Regions from separate parts of the Mus musculus genome. Here region 1 is linked to region 2. A link is a loop called in an ENCODE intact Hi-C map of the cell type or tissue named here. Cell type or tissue: left cerebral cortex. All regions are shown on one strand.

Region 1 (2,500 bases), 140 kb after region 2:
TTGTCCATAGGATGCATTGCCCCAGCACAACATGCTTGGAATGACCTTGGTCTTCCAGTTTCAATACAAAAGTCCCTTCTGAAACACTGGAAACTGGGAGGTACCCTATGTCTGAGGAGAAAAACAAAAGTTAGTAAGACCTCAAAGCAAGCTGCTCTCTCATCGAGTGTTAAGCTAAAATGAGGACTGCACTTGTTTAATACTTATAATATGCTTGGGGTGACAGTCAGTTCTCTCAGTTTTAAAGGGCCATATACAAATGTTTAGGAAATGACATCACCTTCTACTATTCTTTGCAAAACTTAAAACAGTAACTGGCTTTAACTCTGCTATATAAGTACTCTAATGAAATTAGGTTTTCGTGTTTACATACATTTAATGAGAACAGTAAATAAGGCATGTGTCCAATGCCCAAACAAGCAAGTATCCAGCCAACTGCAGAAACATAATCTTCCAGTCCCCCACAGAACAATCTGATACCTACCTCCACATCAACAGAAAATGGAAGTTCTTATCTGTAACATAAATAAAAACAATAATGGAACTTTAGAAAAAAAATAACAATTTAAAGTAGACTATTCTCATTATTTGTACTAATAAGCTATGTACAAAATTAGAAATTATCAAGTCGTAATTTCAAACAATCGACTCCATTTTATAAGTCAAAATGCTAAGGTCGAGAACTCACTCTACTAATTTAATTTTAAAACCAAATCAATGTGATTATAATACATACCTCTAGGAAAATTACTTAAAGATGAAAAACAATCACAGGACTGCTGAGTTTTTTTTCCAAACAAGACCAGGTTGGAGGCAGGGTTAACTTTTGATAGGAAAATCTATATAACTTCTGCGCTTGAAAGACATACATTAAGGGGCTGAGAGATGTCTCTTTTAAAGGATCCTGATTCAATTCCCAGCACCCACATGGCTGCTCTCTGTGTGTAACTCCTCCCAGGGAATCAATCCTACGCCCTCTACTGGCTTCCTGCACTACGGGCACGCATGGTGCACAAACAAGTGAGGGAATCCTCCATTAACATTAAAAAAAAAAAAAAAACCCTTTACATTTCTTTAAAAAGCATGGTGCATTAAGAAGCATTAATAGAAGTCAGTCTTATCCTTGCTGTCCAAAATCACCTAAATTCCTTTCGCTGAATCTGAGGTTTCAAAACATAATTTTCTTGCATTTATGTTTATTTAGAAAGTGCCGAAGCTGTCTCACTCCACTCCTATCAGAAAAAGTTTGGGACACCAAAACTCGAAAGTTCCAGAGAGTTCTGCATTGTCTTTCCCTATCTCTCTCTCTGTGTTTTCAAGGCTAGCATCAGACAGGAACATAGCTCCGATTTCAATGCGCTTCGTTTGGGTACCCTTTTTTTTTTCCTCCAAAAAGTCAGAACCAGTATGGGAAAGACGTTCTCTCGCCAGCAACAGGTAGGAGAACGCAAGGCAGTTTGGTTTCCTCTTTCTCTGACCATGCACCTCACGATCAGCTCCCGCGGCCCGGGGCAGAGGAATGGTCTGCACACACCCAGCCTCACGGGCCGGCCAGCCAAACTCCCGCAGCTACCTATGGGCGAGCCGGGGAGAGGGTTCACCCCACCGGGCTCAGCCCCACGGCCTCGGCCCCAGGGAGACCCTTTCCCCGAGGGCGGTGCACCACTCCGGCCCCGGAAAACGTTGAGGACGCTGGCGCCCTTCCCCAAGGCCCCAGCGGAGCTCGCCTCCGTCACACTACCCCGAACCCACGGGGGGCAACGACTCACCGGGTCTCTCAGGGCAGGGAGAGCCCTAAGCGATGGAGGACGGACGCTCCCTGGACCTCTGGGCGGCTCTCCAGCTCCCAAGACCTTCCTCCTTCAGCCGGCCGCGGCGATTACCACGGCTCCTCCGACGTCCCCGACCGCAGCTCCGCTGCCTCTGCTGCCCGGCTCGCCCGTGAAACTTTCCCAGGCTCCTCCGAGAAACGCTGCCGCCAGCACTCTCCGGACCGAGAGACAAGCCGTCAGCGACCCGGATGGAGCGGGAGGGGAAGGGCTGGCGGTGAGCAGGGCGGAGACCACGAGGGGTGGAGAGAGCTGAGGGAGAGGCTGGCGACGAGGGAGAGCCAGGCGACAAGGGAGAGGGGCGGTGGTTTCGCGGGGGAGGGGGGAGGGGAGGGGCTGGCCGGAAGTGAGCCGGGGAGCATGCGCGACCCCGCCCACTTCCCCATTCGTGCGCCTGCGCGGGAGACCTCCCAGGGTTCGTCTGATCCAGGAGCCTGCGCAGTGTTGCGGTTCCCTGCTCTAAGACGCTAATGCAGCCGGCTAGGGCTAGAAGCTGTCAAATGTATTTTCTTTCTTCCTCTTCTTCTTCTTCTTCTTTTTTTTTTTTGTTCTTGTCCGTGTGTTTTTAACAATGCTTCGGCGTTGACAAGTGAAAATTTCATTTTGGTTTGTCTTTCTGCTTGGAGGGTTTTAGCCTTTTCATAATTTTATTCTACCTTTCCTAATTTTGG
Region 2 (2,500 bases):
TCAATTTGTATTTTTTTTAAATAAACCTTTTAATTTATTCATTTTTTATTTTATGTGCATTGGTGTTTCGCCTGCATGGATGTTGTGCGAAGGTGTCAGATCTTGGAGTTACGGACAATTTTGATCCGCCATGTGGGTGTTGGGAATTGAACCTGGGTCCTTTGGGAGAGCAGTTGGTACACCTAACCTCTGAGCCATCTCTCCAGCCCACACATGGTACTTCTTAGCTCCTGTTCTCCATTTATTCAGTCCGGGGTCCTCCCAAGGTGTTAGCTACCACAGCAAGCAGGCAGGTAGGTTTTCCCACCTCAATTAATTTAATTAAGATAATCCCCCATGCCCAAAGACACATCTTTCTGGTGATTCTAGAGTCTGTGATAACATTGCCCATGCCATTAACTGTCTCTAACCTCAGTACTGAGACAGGCAGATCCCTGGAGCTTGATGGCTTGCCAGCCTAGCCAAAGCCGTGCACTCCAAGTTCATCTCATCGTGAGGCTATCTCAAAATATGAGAAGAAGCTAGGTGGCCCATACTTTAATACTAGCACTGGGGAGGCAGAGGACTGGGAGATCTCTGAGTTCGAGGCCATCCTGGTCTGGATACGGAATACCAGGCTAGCCCAAGCTATAAAATGATACCCTATCTCAAAATTAAATAAATGACGGATATCCATACAGGAAGACACTCAAAACTCTCTGGCTTCTCTGAACACCTATTTTACATAGCTATGTGCACCTGCACTTATGCTTTTCTGGAGGTATAGATCCATTTTGTTATATTTTTATCATTTATTTGGATGGGTATACAAATGTGGAGGTCAGAGAACGGGCCTATGAAAGTTTCCTTCTCCTTCTCCTCCTCCTCTTCCCCCCTCCCCCTTCCCCTCTCCTCTTCCTCCTTCTCTTCCTCCTCCTCCTCCTCCTTCTTCTTTTCCTTCTTCTTCTGGGTCCCAGAGATCAAACTCAGGTATGGTGGCAAGTGCCTTTACAAGCTGAGCCATCTTGCAGGCCCCTGAGAGGTAGATATAGAAAACAAACCCTAACGCTAAAGCTAGGTGTTGTGGCTTGCTCATACCTACCTACAATCCTTGCTTTTGTGAAGCTGAGACAGGAGGACTGCAGCAAGTTCCATGCAGGCCTGGAGCTAGAAGATCCTGCCTCAAAACAACAAACCATTGACCACAGTATCTCAAAGTATAAGTAACAGGACAGCCAGGGCTATACAGAGAAACCTTGTCTCGAAAAACCAAAAAAAAAAAAAAAGTATAAGTAAAACGCACATAAAAAAAATTATTAATAGACTTGAAAGCTCTTTGATTTTAAGATGCAGAAAGACTCAGCACCTCTAGGTGGCGTCCAACACCGTGCAGACTCCTCCAACCCGTAAGTGTGGCTCACTCTTGGACTACAACTCCCATAAGGCATAGCGCTACTTCATAAAAGAAACGACGGGGACTGCCAGAACTTCCGGCCTCCGAGACTCTCGTGCCTCTCTAGTTGCTGCAGATTTTGCGTCTGTGTCCTAGACCCGCGCCAACGTTGCTAATCCAGGATATTCTCTAGCTTCAGACCATCCCCCTGCCTCAGCATTTTTAGGCGTGTCAGCTAAAAGGGGTGTTTACGTGAAATTCATCTTTGATCCTAGAAATAAGTGACTACAAACCTCAGAAGCTCTGAGAGCAGACAAGACATTGGCCAGCCCACAACCCACTGACATCCACCCCTCTCCCACCTGTCTCCTCCGAGCGCGCCCCAAAGTTCCGTGCAAATGGTGTCAGCTCCCGTCTTCCCTTTAAGATTCTTCCAAGTCTCAGCGGCGTCCGGAAGGCAATCCCTGAGCACCAGAAATGACCTGCAACCGTTTCCCTTCCCGGGATCTGGACACCAATGAACGTTCCGATGGGAGTTTGCGATTTTCGTTTGTTTATATTTGGGTGGTTTTGTTTTTTTGTTTTTTGTTTGTTTGGGTTTTTTAGTGTGTTGTGGCAACCTTCAGGTGGATCACACTAGATGGTCAACCTTGCTTGCAAGCACTCTTACAATCTGAGCCATGTCCAACGTTCTGTGATATTAGTCTGAATCCGACTTGGTCCCCACCACTGAGTTCTCAGGACCTTGCTGATCCATTCTGGCCTGAAATCCAGTGGGAAGCGAGCAGATTTTAACTGCCCCCTTTCCATCCCTCCACCTATAAAATGGGACACAATCCCTTTCCGTTCTGCTGCCAAAGTTACCAGTGTCCAAGAGCAGGATCTATCAAAGGAAAAGTTATATATATAATTCTTCAAAGCTGTTTGGTTGTCGTTGTCATTTCTCTGTGTGGTTTGGTTGTTTTGGAGACTGGTCTCGCATAGCCTACGCTGGCCTAGAGCTCACTGTGTAGCACAGGATGATCCTCAATACTGGGATTACAAGTCTGTGCCACCTTTAGGGATTTATGCTAGGGGCGGAACCCAGGCATTCCAGCGCTACGCATATCCTACCAACCAAGCGACAAC

Evidence for each region. A loop is a pair of places that touch in the nucleus more often than their neighbours do. Peaks named below come from ENCODE experiments on the same cell type or tissue, not always from the same donor. Only the 100,000 strongest peaks of a DNase experiment are listed, where the experiment ranks them.
Region 1: a loop joins it to region 2, with 3 times the contacts of the local background. A loop is called at or near these places in 8 of 42 quality-filtered maps.

Annotation. Positions count from the first base shown.
Region 1 is chr10:63,243,433-63,245,932 of GRCm38, reverse strand. It overlaps Herc4 (hect domain and RLD 4), which reads right to left and starts at 2,136. Exons shown (of 25, transcript NM_026101.4): 1 at 1,770-2,136; 2 at 485-515; 3 at 1-111. The coding sequence starts at 33. It overlaps 1700120B22Rik (RIKEN cDNA 1700120B22 gene), which reads left to right and starts at 1,780. Exons shown (of 2, transcript NR_166111.1): 1 at 1,780-2,046. In left cerebral cortex, a CTCF peak has its summit at 976 (motif pointing left); a DNase peak (open chromatin) is centred at 2,165; H3K4me3 peaks cover 1,652 bases; H3K27ac peaks cover 1,147 bases.
Region 2 is chr10:63,381,753-63,384,252 of GRCm38, reverse strand. It overlaps a transcript of Dnajc12 not described here. Among named protein-coding and RNA genes, the nearest start is that of Dnajc12, 3.6 kb to the left of the region's middle. In left cerebral cortex, a CTCF peak has its summit at 1,343 (motif pointing right); DNase peaks (open chromatin) are centred at 446, 1,407 and 2,479; H3K4me3 peaks cover 1,104 bases; H3K27ac peaks cover 709 bases.